3 separate regions of the Homo sapiens genome follow, and all the other regions are linked to region 2. Evidence: chromatin contacts called from ENCODE Hi-C or POLR2A ChIA-PET data. All regions are on one chromosome and are shown on one strand. Each heading gives the region's core, a stretch centred on a gene start or an enhancer-like site at or near the end of the contact. The rest is flanking DNA. Distances are from core to core; before and after follow the strand shown. Region 1 overlaps OSBPL10 (oxysterol binding protein like 10). Region 2 holds the start of TGFBR2 (transforming growth factor beta receptor 2). Region 3 has its middle 41 kb from the start of CMTM6.

The links. A loop is a pair of places that touch in the nucleus more often than their neighbours do. ChIA-PET counts read pairs that join two places held with the same protein, here RNA polymerase II (POLR2A). Pooled maps may share reads with other maps.
Region 1: a map of OCI-LY7 shows a loop between it and region 2 (3-fold over the local background). The contact joins the enhancer-like site here to the promoter of TGFBR2 in region 2. A Hi-C loop is called at or near these places in 1 of 168 maps with a recorded cell type or tissue (OCI-LY7) and 2 of 50 pooled maps. POLR2A ChIA-PET finds 5 or more read pairs at or near these places in 1 of 52 experiments (PC-9).
Region 3: a loop to region 2 is called in a pooled map, with 7 times the contacts of the local background. The contact joins the enhancer-like site here to the promoter of TGFBR2 in region 2. A Hi-C loop is called at or near these places in 3 of 50 pooled maps.

The regions. Positions count from the first base shown.
Region 1 is chr3:31,949,621-31,953,933 of GRCh38, reverse strand. All of the region lies in intron 1 of OSBPL10 (oxysterol binding protein like 10), which reads left to right. Among named protein-coding and RNA genes, the nearest start is that of OSBPL10, 29 kb to the left of the region's middle. RefSeq lists an enhancer at 1,375-1,424. Within about 2 kb of position 1,558, at least 3 of the 41 ENCODE cell types and tissues checked have a DNase peak (open chromatin) inside an H3K27ac peak, as active enhancers do; they include OCI-LY7, where a contact is called at or near this core.
Region 2 is chr3:30,604,918-30,609,741 of GRCh38, reverse strand. It overlaps TGFBR2 (transforming growth factor beta receptor 2), which reads right to left and starts at 3,141. Exons shown (of 7, transcript NM_003242.6): 1 at 2,765-3,141. The coding sequence starts at 2,858. It overlaps LOC105377015 (translation initiation factor IF-2-like), which reads left to right and starts at 2,818. Exons shown (of 2, transcript XM_047449400.1): 1 at 2,818-3,596; 2 at 4,184-4,824. The coding sequence starts at 2,818. The coding sequence ends at 3,258. RefSeq lists a silencer at 2,968-3,067.
Region 3 is chr3:32,459,059-32,463,990 of GRCh38, reverse strand. No RefSeq gene overlaps it. Among named protein-coding and RNA genes, the nearest start is that of CMTM6, 41 kb to the left of the region's middle. RefSeq lists a silencer at 2,580-2,874 and an enhancer at 3,266-3,976. Within about 2 kb of position 3,655, at least 12 of the 41 ENCODE cell types and tissues checked have a DNase peak (open chromatin) inside an H3K27ac peak, as active enhancers do.

The DNA.
Region 1 (4,313 bases), core at 309-2,808, 1.3 Mb before region 2:
TGATGGAAAAAGGCGTCATTCTGTTGCCTCTTGCCCCAGTTCCTTCTCTCCTCCTCTTTCATTTCTCTGTCTCTGTCTCTCTGTCACACACACTCCTCACATACACATAGAGCTTTTGAACATCTTCACGTATGGTGACTTGTCTGAAAGTTTAGCTGTCTCTTTTTTGAAGAAAATTGACATGATTGAGAGGGAGAAGGAAAAGGGTTAATGAAGAATGGCCATTGTGGCCAGGTGTGGTGGCTCACACTTGTCATTCCAGCACTTTGGGAGACTGAGGCTGGCAGATTGCTTGAGCCCAGGAGCTTGAGATCAGCCTGGGAAACATGGTAAAACCGTCTTTACAAAAAATACAAAAATTAGCCAGGTGTGGTGGCATGCATCTGTAGTCCCAGTTACTTAGGAGGCTGAGGTGGGAGGATTGCTTGAGCCCAGGAGGCTGAGGCTGCAGTGAGCTGTGATCAAGCCACTGCACTCCAGTCTAGACCCTGTCCTCAACAGCAACAACAACAACAACAGAATCACTTCTGCTTGGTAAGGGGGAAGCAGTGCCCACTCTTTGTGTGTGTGGGGGTATTAAATAATATAATGTGTGGCAACTGAGTGTTGGACACAGCAAGGCTCTGCAGATGTTATTTCCTGCCTTGCTTCTGTCCCGTGGAGAGGTTCTGAAACCTTTCTGCATATTAAAAGTATCTGAGGACCGGGCGCGCTGGCTCACGCCTGTAATCTCAGCACTTTGGGAGGTTGAGGTGGATGGATCACGAGGTCAGGAGTTCAAGACCAGCCTGGCCAAGATGGTGAGACCCCCGTCTCTACTAAAAATACAAAAAAATTAGCCAGGCATGGTGGTGGGCGCCTGTAATCCCAGCTACTCAGGAGGCTGAGGCGGAGCATTGCTTGAACCCTGGAGGCGGAGGTTGCAGTGAGCCGAGATTGCACCATTGCACTCCAGCCTGGGCTACAGAATGAGACTCCGTCTCAAAAAAAAAAAAAAAAAAAAAGTAGGAAGATTTTACAAAAATTTCATCACCAGATCCCATCCTGGACCAGTTGAACCAGAATATAGGACCCTTCCCCGACAGCCACAGTTTAAAGTCACTGATTAGTACCTGAGAGAATCATCTTCACACATATTATCACCACTAATTCTAATAACCACACAAGGCGGGCAGGTTTTAGTAATATTTAATATTTAGTAATATCAGAGCCAACTGATGTTGGGGGGACATTCTAACACAGGTCAGTCTGATTCCAAGTGCCACATCCTTCCTACTATTCTGTGTTCCCTCTGATCCTTTCGTGTGAATGGATTTTACATAGTAGTATGATCATCCCTTCATTCAGTTGTTGATTCCTTCTCATTGCTCCCCATGCTGTGCCTGAAGGTACAGTGGGGACTATTGTAGATGGGTTCCTGCCCCAAGTTGCTGGTGGGCTAGGAAGAAGATGCACAGCAGTGGTTGAACTGCAGCATGCAAAGTGCTCTCACGGAGCGTGACGAGGGATACGCCTGGATGTAGGGTGGGGAACTCTTTTGGAGGAAGTGCCACCTGGTTAAGATCTAGGGTGAGAGAGGAAACATGACTCTTGAAGGGAAGTGAAAGAAGCTCAGAAGGTGAAAACAAGAAAAGAACCTGGACAAACAGATGAATTTATCACTTGAATAGTTTTGCCTCACTGAAGAAAACATATTTCTTAATCCACCTAATGTGTACTAAGGCATGGCTTTCCACTTTGCACCAGGATTCTTTATTTGCATTTGCAAAATAAAACAAAATGCTTTATCGTAGGTTTTCTATAAATTCCAAATTTCATTGAATTTAAGAGTCTTTTGTTTAATATGACTATATGTTAACATGTAAATAAGTTTGTCTTTAGAGCTAACAAATCCTAATAAACAATACTCATTTCCCACCACTCATGGAAGGCACAGATTATAGTAGGAGTTCTGTAAGAGTTGCACACTAATGGAGTTTTAGGCAGGGATTCTTGAATCTTGTGAATTATATCTAATTTTTTTCTTCGCTGGTGGAAATCTTAAGAGTATAGCACGGTGTTAAAGCATGGGTTTTAAAGTTAATGAAAAGCTTAGTTTGTCACTTTCACTTAACTGGATGTGTAAAGTTATCCTACCTTTTTAACTCTCAGTTTCTTCATCAGTAAAATGGGAATAATAATAAATACTCCATATAATTTAAATATATAATTATATAGTTTAAATTAACATTTATATATTAGTTTCTATTTTTATAATTGTATACAATCATAGAATAAATGATCTAAATAGCTTTTTTCTAATATTTGAAAAATATAATTGATTTATATTAAAGAATATATGCAATCATATATGTAACAGAGCATAAGAAAATGAACAGGCATGAGCTCACCATTCACTCTAGGAAGGATAATATAACCACTAGTAGCTCATCTGCCCAAGTATTCTTCTTCAACTCAATCCTTTCCTCCCCTCTTTTAGGTAACCACTAACTCTTGAGTTTCAAGTTCATCATTCCTTCACCTTTGTATAATATAAAGTATTTTTATAATAGATATTTTACAAAAATAATGTGTGTTATCTCTCTGTATTATTTAGTTTTGTTTCTCAGTTTTATATTTTTAAAAGGATGTTGTATATAGTTTTCTGCAAGTCTTTTTTTTTTCCCGTTTTGTTTCCAAAATTGATTCCCGTTATTGTGTCTAACTTCAGTGCATTTCTTTTCAATGCTGTATAACATTCTTTGTGTGACTATGTCACAAATTTTTTATCCTGGTGATGGGTATTTAGGTTGTTCACCATTTCTTCCTCTGTGAACGGTGTTACTGCTGTGTGTAAGTTAGTATGTATCTCCCAGTACACACACGCAAGAATTTCCTTGTGATGTTGATGTAGAAGTTGAATTGTTGGTGTGTTAGTCCGTTTTGCATTGCTATAAAGGAATATCTGAGACTGGGTAATTTATAAAGAAAAGAGGTTTATTTGGCTCATGGTTGTGAAGACTGTACAGGCATGGCACCAGCATCTTGGCTTCTGGTGAGGCTTCAGGGAACTTTTACTCAAGATGGAAAGTGGAGGGAGCAGGCATGTCACATGGCGAGAGGGAGCAAGAGAGAGAGGAGGAGATGCTAGGCTCCTTTAAACAACCAGCTCTAACAGAGCTAACTGGTAAACTAACAGAACTAACAGAGTGAGAACTCACTTATTACCATAGGGAGGGCACCAAGCCATTTGTGAGGGATCTGCCCCCATGACCCAAGTGCCTCCCCTTAGGCTCCACCTCCAACATTGGGGATCACATTTCAGCCTGAGATTTGGAGAGGTCAGATATCCAAACTATATCCACTGGGCTTCAGGGTATTTGGATGTTCCATTTTATAAGATGATGTTAAGTTGTTTTCTAAAGTGGATGTGCCAGTTTAATGCCATCCAGTAGGGTATAAGCATTTGCATTGTTCTGCACCTTTTCTAGTTTTTGATATAGTAAGAATTCTTAATTTTGCCAAGCCAGTAGGTATACATGATATCTCATTGGTATCTTAATTTGTGTATCTCTGATTATCAGAAAGACAGCAGCTCTTCATGTGCTTAAGGGTCATTCTTTCTTCCTCTTTTATGAAATTCCAGCTTGGGTCTTTTGCTCAGTTATTTATTAGGTTGTCTTTTTTGCATTGGTTTGTAGGAGTGCTTTATATATTCTGCATACTTATCCTTTGTTGGATCTATGTTGCAAATATCTCCTTTTAGTTCATAGCTTGGCTTTTTACTTTATTTGTGATGCTTTTGAAAAACAAGTTCTTACTTCTTTTCCATATTCTCTTAATTATGCTGCCCACTGCTCAGTTTACTGGCAGAAACAGTCATCCCTCCTGACAGGCCCTTTTCGGATACCCTGGAAGCTAATACAAGCCTACATAAGTAGGATTTCCACCGAGACCTACTTTAAAAAATTTTTGCCAACTCTCAGATTGCTACTTCAACCCACTGCATAACTGACAACTAAAATTTTTCATTGAGAGCAGCTTCTAGCTCTGATCCAAACCAAGTCAGTCCATAGGTGGGACCTCAGGTCAGGAGGTTCTTAATGTGGTAGAATATGAGTATTTTCTTTTCTAGTTAACTAAAGAGATATTCTCTTATATTTTCTGCTGAAAGTTTCAGAAGTTACCTCTCTCAATTAAGGCTTTAATCTGTCTGGACTTGTGTCTGTTCTGTGAGGTAGGAACCCAGTATCCTTTTTTTTTTTTTTTTTTTTTTTTTTTTTTTTTGAGACAGAGTCTTGCTCTGTTGCCCAGGCTGGAGTGCAGTGAGGTGA
Region 2 (4,824 bases), core at 1,892-4,391:
TAAAGTGATGTGAAGAACCTGATCACTATGACACTTTTACAAATTCTTTGTCCTCAATAAGAATCTATCTACTTCCAGGAACCTGAAAAGTCATATTTTTCAGACCTGAAGAGTTATTGTGCACTTTACAGTTTTCCCCAAAAGAGTCATTTCTTAATTTTGATCATTTAGGAAGAGTGAATCTATTAAGTCAAAAACGAAGAAAAAAAAACTTTCTATTTCTTAGTGAAATTTGTTCTTTTATTTAAATCCTTTGCATACTACTAAACAGAAGTACAGAAGCTACTAAACAGAAGACAGATTTTTGGGCCTTTTTAGGTGACGTAAAAGGAGCTTGTTGTTTATTAAACAATCTCATTACCTGATATATTATCTTGCATTAAGATATTTTGAAAAAATGTTTTCAGTTTACCAATTACGTTAGAGAAATTCTGAAACTATTTACTTACATGAAAAATTAAAATGTAAGTAGAATTAGGTTTCTCGTCTTCAATATATCTGTCTTCAACCATTGGCCAACTTTGAAAATTTAATTTGAATCAAATGAATACAAATTCAAAATGATTCATTAATTCAACCATTTTGAAACTTCAGTTCTATAAAAATATGAAATCTGTGGGCCTTGTAAAACTGTCTAAATACCCAAATAAAAAGCCACCACGTTTTTAAGCTAATTGTTTAAAAGTGTGTATATTGATGAAATGAAAGTGACTCGTGAACTATTGGGTCTGGAATTTGCAAATCATAAACCTTATCCTTGTAAACAGAACCTAACTAACAACATCAGGGCCTGCTAATTTCCTTCTTTTATAATCTGGAACAAAAGTTGTAATGATTTTTAACATCCACAGAAAATTAAGGGTGCCATTTTAAATATTTATTAGCAAAATGTCACTTAGGTTTTAAAAGTCTGGAGGAAAATGAGAGACAATTGAACATTCTGGTACTGCAATGCAGGAAAAACGCCAAGAACGAAACACTAAGATTTTATTAAAACCATAGGACTCAAATGTGTGTCAAGACTTTTTGCTTGCAATAGTGCCTCTTCCTAATTTGATTAAAAGCTTCCATCTCCATGCCACCTTCAATGTATGCCATAATTTTTAAAAAGTTCCCAATCCACTTCAAACACTCTAAAATTTACAACTGACCGTGATGCGCATTTTTTCTAGACAAACCTAAAGGTAAATCTGCCCATGTCCCTGGATAAATAAAATGAGTGCCTCCGGGTGATGTGGACTGTCAACTCCTCTACATTTCATCCAAAGTCTACATGGGTCATCTCCAAGTCACCAGAAGAGCCAGGGGAAAGGAGGGGAGGGGCACGATACGTAAGATGTTAAACATGAAGATGATGTAAAATTACCCAGATTCAAGCTGGCCATTTTACAGATGAGGAAACTAAGGCCCAGAAAAAGCTCTATGACTTGCCCAAATACTCGGTTACCCAGACCACAGCTGCAGATACTGTTATTTGGATCATAGCTGCAAAAAGTCTAACTTTTGGCCGGGCGCGGTGGCTCACGCCTGTAATCCCAGCACTTTGGGAGGCCAAGGTGGGCGGATCACGAGGTCAAGAGATCGAGACCACCCTGGCCAATATGGTGAAACCCCGTCTCTACTAAAAATACAAAAATTAGCTGGGCGTGGTGGCACGCGCCTGTAATCCCAGCTACTCGGGAGGCTAAGGCAGGAGAATCGCTTGAACCCAGAGGCAAAGTTGCAGTGAGCCGAGATTGCGCCACTGCACTCCAGCCTGGTGACAGAGCGAGACTCCGTCTCCAAAAAAAAAAAATCTAACTTTTGAAGTCTCAGAGGTTTTACACTTTCCATAACAAATAGTTAAGAACCCCCATTCCTGCATGCATATATATATTAATATTATATATATTTATATATATAATTATATATATATTTATATATATATAATATATATATATATTTTTTTATTTTTATTTTTTCCTTAAAAACCTTCAGAGACAGCGATCAGGTGGGTAGCCTAGTTAGGATTTTAACCCTTCGGTTTCCAACAAACGATAATTGCATAGAACCATCAACTCCCTGAAGACAGGACTATCTTGTTCCAGGCAAAATCTACAGCCTCTAGCACCCAGTAGGCATTCAGTGAGGGATTCTCGGTTTCACCTGAGCATCTCCACTCCCTATCCATCCATGCCAAGGCGTCAGTGGAGCCAGCTAACTTTCTTTTGGAAATCGATTATTTTCTTGAAACTTGTTTCCAAAAACTCCGGGCCAAGAAGCCGGCCTGAGGGAAAGCGTGGCCGTCTCCAGGAGCTAAGGACTGAGGAGCTGGCCTTTTGAACGGGTGGCTCAGAAAGAGCTGGGTGGGCACGCGGCATCGCCATGGGCGGAGTGGCCCAGGTGCGCTGGCTGCTTTGGCAGCTCAGGCTGCCGCTCCGGGCCGCTGCTCCCCGGCCGCCTTCAGATAACCAACTTCTCAAACTTCCCTTTCCGGGGGTGGGGGCTCGCCTCGAACGCGGCCAACACAACGCCTTTCCTGCTCGCACAAAGGGGACCAAACGTGCCCCGCGCCCCTTGCAACTGAACTTTCCTTCTCTTTTTCAAGAAAAACTCACAATCCCTGCAGCTACGGGAGTCGGGCTGCGTGAGTGTCGCGGGGGAAACTTTCCTCGTTTCCGCCCGGGGGCCGGGTTGCCGGGCCCGACTGTCAAGCGCAGCGGAGAGGCGGGGACCCCAGGAAGACCCCCGGCGCCCCGCCGAGCCCGGGCTGGGGACCACTCACCCGACTTCTGAACGTGCGGTGGGATCGTGCTGGCGATACGCGTCCACAGGACGATGTGCAGCGGCCACAGGCCCCTGAGCAGCCCCCGACCCATGGCAGACCCCGCTGCTCGTCATAGACCGAGCCCCCAGCGCAGCGGACGGCGCCTTCCCGGACCCCTGGCTGCGCCTCCGCGCCGCGCCCTCTCCGGACCCCGCGCCGGGCCGGCAGCGCAGATGTGCGGGCCAGATGTGGCGCCCGCTCGCCAGCCAGGAGGGGGCCTGGAGGCCGGCGAGGCGCGGGGAGGCCCCCGGCGGCCGAGGGAAGCTGCACAGGAGTCCGGCTCCTGTCCCGAGCGGGTGCACGCGCGGGGGTGTCGTCGCTCCGTGCGCGCGAGTGACTCACTCAACTTCAACTCAGCGCTGCGGGGGAAACAGGAAACTCCTCGCCAACAGCTGGGCAGGACCTCTCTCCGCCCGAGAGCCTTCTCCCTCTCCTCGACGTCCAGCCCCTAGCTCTCTCGTAGCTGCCAATCATGTTTCCTAGACCAGCCCCTCCGAGAGCTTTGGCCGACTTTCAGCTGCCCCTCACCGCCCTCCCACACCACTCAGGAGTTCCTCGCTCCAAGTATTTACTCAAGAATGACTAAGTGCACACAGTTCACAAAGTAACAACAGAAAACGTCCACGTTTTCCCTAGTAGATCAGAACATCTGCCGCCTCCCCTCAGCTTTCTTCAGATTGCTCCTAGGTGCTTTAGAGATGCGTTTTCAAATTGCAAGTTGAGATCCAGGAGTGAATACTCCAATCTATTGAGTCGCGAGCACATTTCTTTCCCAAATAAAATAGTAACGGTAAATTCTACTTCATTAAATTTGTGCTTCAGTTGTGTCTATATGCATGTATGTATGTGCATACACTGTCAAGTTGTAAAATGTTTTTCTTTAGGTCGAAGTCTAGAGGTTTTTCTCAAGTTTTAATGTACATATTGATCACCTGGAAATCTTATTTAAAAATGCAGATTCTAATTCAGTAGGTCTAGGAGGCAGGCAGAGATTCTGCATTTCTAATGAGCACCTGGATAGAGCGTCCCATTTTGCACCGCCTCTTCCCGGGACTGAGTCAGTGAGTAATTGTAAATGATCACCTATCACGAAGTGATAGTGGTGGGAAATGTAATTTTCAGAATGTATAGAGTATAGCAGAAACTGTAAAATTAAAAGTGGGTTGGGAGTCACCTGAATGCTTGTGCTTTTATTCCCTTAATGCAGGTGAAGAAAGAGAATACTTACCCTCTCATGTGCAAACGGGGTAACATGGGAGCAGAACAGTATAAACTTTCAAATTTCCTTTCTTGCTAGGGCAACCAGATTTGCCCAAGACATTCCTGGTGTACATGTTTTGTAGTTTAAATATTAATAGAACCCCCTTTCTCTTTCAGATATGTCCTGATTGGATAATAAACTATGTGATCAACCTACTTCCCACTCTCAAAGATATGATTCTGTACAGCCCTCTGGTCAGTAGATCTTCTAGCAATTCATTTAATGAATTCCTTTACCTGAGAGGAAGATTGCAGAGGCAAGGGTTTGTGCCAGGGTCTCCAGGGAATAAAGGTAAATAGCCCTCCCCCAAACCCAACTCCCAAATCTTTCCTGTCATTCTAAGTGTTCATTTGCTTCATCCTGGAATTTTAACTCATGCTCCACCTAGCACCCAAGCTGCCTCTGGATGTTTTGCCACTTCCCAGTACTCATGTTGAAGATGCAGAAAGTGCAGTGAAATCAGGAGGGCTAGGCATCTTCTTTCCCACCAATTAATTGCCTTGCCAAAGCTGGAGTGACTTTGTCAATGGAGGAAGATTGAGTTCCAAATCTTCTCCCTATTCCCTCTTCTGCCACCAGCCCATGCCACTGCCATGGCTTGTGTAGGAGTCTCCCACGAGTCACCCTCAGCCACGGCCGTTCTGGGCTCTTTCACTCAGTTTCTCAAACGAGAGCTGAATTCAGCTTTTCAAAATACAAAACTAGTTATACCAACCCTCTGATTAAAATCATTTAATGGCTTCCCACTGCTCTTGAG
Region 3 (4,932 bases), core at 2,406-4,905, 1.9 Mb before region 2:
GTTTTGCCTACCCATCCTGTGGTGCCAAACCCATATACTCTCCTATCCTCAATATCTCCCTCTACTACCCATTATTCTGTTCTGGATCTCAAACACGCTTTCTTTACTATTCCTTTGCACCCTTCATCCCAGCCTCTCTTCGCTTTCACTTGGACTGACCCTGACACTCATTAGGCTCAGCAAATTACCTGGGCTGTACTGCCGCAAGGCTTCACAGACAGGTCCCATTACTTCAGTCAAGCCCAAATTTCATCCCCATCTGTTACCTATCTGGGCATAATTCTCATAAAAACACACGTGCTCTCCCTGCTGATCGTATCTGACTAATCTCCCAAACCTCAATCCCTTACAAAACAACAACTCCTTTCCTTCCTAGGCATGCTTAGTGCGGTCAGAATTCTTACACAAGGACCAGGACCGCACCCTGTAGCCTTTTTATCCAAACAACTTGACCTTACTGTTTTAGCCTAGCCCTCAAGTCTGCGTATGGCGGCTACCACTGCCCTAATACTTTTAGAGGCCCTTAAAATCACAAACTATGCTCAACTCACTCTCTACAGTTCTCATAACTTCCAAAATCTATTTTCTTCCTCACACCTGACACATATACTGTCTGCTTCCCGGCTCCTTCAGCTGTACTCACTCTTTGTTGAGTCTCCCACATTATTCCGGATACCACACCTGACCCTCATGACTGCCTCTCTCTGATCCACCTGACGTTCACCCCATTTCCCCACATTTCTTTCTTTCATGTTCCTCACCCTGAACACACTTAGCTTATTGATGGCAGTTCCACCAAGCCTAATCTCCACTCACCAGCAAAGGCAGGCTATGCTATAGTATCTTCCACATCTATCATTGAGGCTACCGCTCTTTCCCCCTCCACTACCTCTCAGCAAGCCGAACTCATTGCCTTAAGTCAAGCCCTCACTCCTGCAAAAGGACTAAATGTCAATATTTATACTGACTCTAAATATGCCTTCCATATCCTGCACCTCCATGCAAGAGGTTTCCTCACTACACAAATGTCCTCTATCATTAATGCCTCTTTAATAAAAATGCTTCTCAAAGCTGCTTTACTTCCAAAGGAAGCTAGAGTCATTCACTGCAAAGGCCATCAAAGGGCATCAGATCCCATCGCTCAGGACAATGCTTATGCTGATAAGATAGCTAAAAAAGCAGCTAGCATTCCAACTTATATCCCTCACTTTCACTTTTTCTCCTTCCCCTCAGTCACTCCCACCTACTCCCCTGCTGAAACTTCCACCTATCAATCTCTTCCCACACAAGGCAAATAGTTCTTAGACCAAGGAAAATATCTCCTTCCAGCCTCACAGGCCCATTCTATTCTGTCGTCATTTCATAACCTCTTCCATGTAGGTTACAAGCCGCTAGCCCGTCTCTTAGAACCTCTCATTTCCTTTCCATCCTGGAAATCTATCCTCAAGGAGATCACTTCTCAGTGTTCCATCTGCTATTCTACTACCCCTCAGGGATTGTTCAGGCCCCCTCCCTTCCCTACACATCAAGCTCAAGGATTTGTCCCTGCCCAGGACTGGCAAGTTGACTTTACTCACATGCCCCGAGTCAGAAAACGAAAGTATCTCTTAGTCTAGGTAGACACTTTCACTGGATATGTAGAGGCCTTTCCTACAAGGTCTGAGAAGGCCACTGCGGTCATTTCTTCCTTTCTGTCAGACATAATTCCTTGGTTTAGCCTTCCCACCTCTATACAGTCCGATAGCAGACCGGCCTTTATTAGTCAAATCAGCCAAGCATTTTTTCAGGCTCTTAGTATTCAGTGAAACCTTTATCTCCCTTACAGTCCTCAGTCTTCAGGAAAGGTAAACGGACTAAAGGTCTTTTAAAAACACACCTCACCAAGCTCAGCCACCAACTTAAAAAAGACTAGACCATACTTTTACCACTTTCCCTTCTCAGAATTCAGGCTTGTCCTCGGAATGCTACAAAGTACAGCCCATTTAAGCTCCTGTTTAGACGCTCCTTTTTATTAGGCCCCAGTCTCATTCCAGACACCAGACCAACTTAGACTGTGCCCCAAAAAACTTGTCATCCCTACTATGTTCTGTCTAGTCATACTCCTATTCACCGTTCTCAACTACTCATACATGCCCTGCTCTTGTTTACACTGGCAGTTTACACTGTTTCTCCAAGCCATCACAGCTGATATCTCCTGGTGCTATCCCCAAACTGCCACTCTTAACTCTTAAAGTAAATAAATAATCTTTGCTGGCAGGACTATGCTGAATCTCTTTAGGCACTCTCTAATTAAATGTCCTAGGTCCTCCCAATTCTTAGACCTTTAATACCTGTTTTTCTCCTTCTCTTATTCTGTTTAGTTTTCCAATTCATACAAAACTGTATCCAGGCCATCACCAATAATTCTAAATGACAAATGTTTCTTCTAACAGTCCCACAATATCGCCCCTTACCACAAAATCTTCCTTCAGCTTAATCTCTCCCACTCTAGGTCCCCACACCACCCCTAATCCCGCTCGAAGCAGCCCATTATCTCTCCATACCATCCCCCAAAATTTTCGCCATCCCAACACTTTACCACTATTTCGTTTTATTTTTCTTATTAATATAAGAAGACAGGAATGTCAGGCCTCTGAGCCCAAGCTAAGCCATCATATCCCAGATGGCCAGTTCCTGCCTTAACTGATGACATTCCACCACAAAAGTGAAAATGGCCTGTTCCTGCCTTAACTGATGACATTCCACCGCAAAAGTGAAAACGGCCTGTTCCTGCCTTAACTGATGACATTATCTTGAGAAATTCCTTCTCCTGGCTCATCCTGGCTCAAAAGCTCCCCTACTGAGCACCTTGTGACCCCCACTCCTGCCCATCAGAGAACAACCCCCCTTTGACTGTAATTTTCCTTTAACTACCCAAATCTTATAAAACGGCCCCACCCCTATCTCCCTTTGCTGACTCTTTTCGGACTCAGCCCGCCTGCACTCAGGTGATTAAAAGCTTTATTGCTCACACAAAGCCTGTTTGGTGGTCTCTTCACACGGACACTCATGAAAGTTTCCACACTTTTTTTTCAGGAGAGAAATCCCCCTTTTCAATCTAAATTATGCATGAAACTCCATTATGTCAAATGGGAAATATGGTATGAATATCAATGACTAATTTACATTGATAACATTTACTTATTATAAAGTCAGTGCATAGGAACAATGGGATTAATTTGGAAAGCCCACAATTTGGATAAGTAAGGAGATAACTGCAGCTGCAGCTTCACGGTCAGATTTGTTCTGCTGCTGCATCTGGGTTGCGCAGGATGGAGGAGCCCAGGCTTGCCCAGTGAGGTGGTGGCGGGGTTTTTAGCAGCTTGCTTCACACTCTGGGTGGCCTTGCACTGACGGCGGCTGCACGAGCTGAGTTACCCTGGGCAGACGGCATGGAGGCCGAGGGGCTCCCAGTGTCCGTGTTTGCTATTGAAGGCTGGAGAGTGTTTTAAGTGTTTGCATATATTTTACTCATAAAATCGGGTATCTGTGAGTCTGAAGCACCTCTGAGAGTTCACAGGATGCAGTTCAGAAACTGCCACAAAGGAGGGAAGTGGTGGTTGCTGAGGAGGGGCCCCAAAGACCTGCTGTGTTTCCATGGCAACAGAAGTTTGCTTTTCATGCTAGTGTAGAGGCTTGCAGGTGGGTGGCCCAGAGAATGGGCCAGCTCTGGGTCTGTCTTCCCCTACCTGGGGCCTCTTCAGTGGCCTGGCTGGAAGCCAGGCTGAGCTCAGCACAGGGCAGTGGCACAGGGGGTGCCTCAGGCCGGGGTTAAGGGGGCCTCCTTCAGGAACACACTTGTTCTCCCTCTGGGTCCGTCTGCAGACATCCAGCTCTGGCCCTGCCCTGTCATCCCAGCAGCCCGCAGTGGGGTGGTCCTAGGCCACGCCCAGAAGACAGCCAGGCCTGGGCGTCTTCACCGGGCTCCATCACTAATCTCCCTTCCACTTGGCTTTCTCCTCCGGTCTCCCCGCTACACTGTCCTCAAAGATTGGGGGTTCTATTGCCACGGGCCTCCCTATTACAGAAAACCCCACAGATGCTGTAGTCTTCCAGAGCCTGGCTGAGCAACAGTTTTCTGCCACTCTTGTGGGTAATGAGAAAACCTGGCAGAGGTGTGCCCAAGGGATGGCACCCCCCCTCAGCCTTCCTCCCTACCTCCCCAAGAGCAAGGCCAGGGAACGGGCTGGTTGTGGTGGGGGATGTGAGCAGATGGCCGTCGGCCTCATCTCCCAGTGCCCCTTGCGGCCACCGGTGCCAACACCCTTTCCTGGGGCCTCAGGTTGCCAGGATGGCTCCCCTGGCTCCCTGCTCCTCCCCCATGGGTGCATCCTTCCCTCCTCTCACATCTTTGCTTGGATCCACCTGGCTGTAACTGCTCTGGGAGCAGGGGTGGTGGGTACACAGTTTGGGTTCCACAAGGCCCCTGGGTTGAACAGCTCCCAGAGAGCCTGGATTAGAGAAGACAAACATACCCTACAGCTGTGTTCTCCAGGACCCATAATGCTTAGCTGTTAGAACATGGGGTGGCCACTGTTGGGCTGTGGGTTGCCATTTTGGGTTGGTGTAATTTTTGCTCTTTCAGCTACTGAGGTGCCTAGACATAGGTCCTGAATTGACTTTTTCTTTTCTTTTTTTTCTTTTTTTTTTTTTTTAGACAGAATCTTGCTCTGTTGTCCAGGCTGGAGTGTGGTGCTGTGATCTTGGCTTACTGCAACCTCCACCTCCCAGGATCAAGGAATTCTCGTGCCTCAGCCTCCTGAGTAGCTGGGACTACAGGCGTGCGCCACCATGCCCAGTTAATTTTTGTGTTTTTAGTACAGATGGGGTTTCACCATGTTGGCCAGGCTGGTCTTGAACTCCCGACCTCAGGTGATCTGCCTGCCTCAGCCC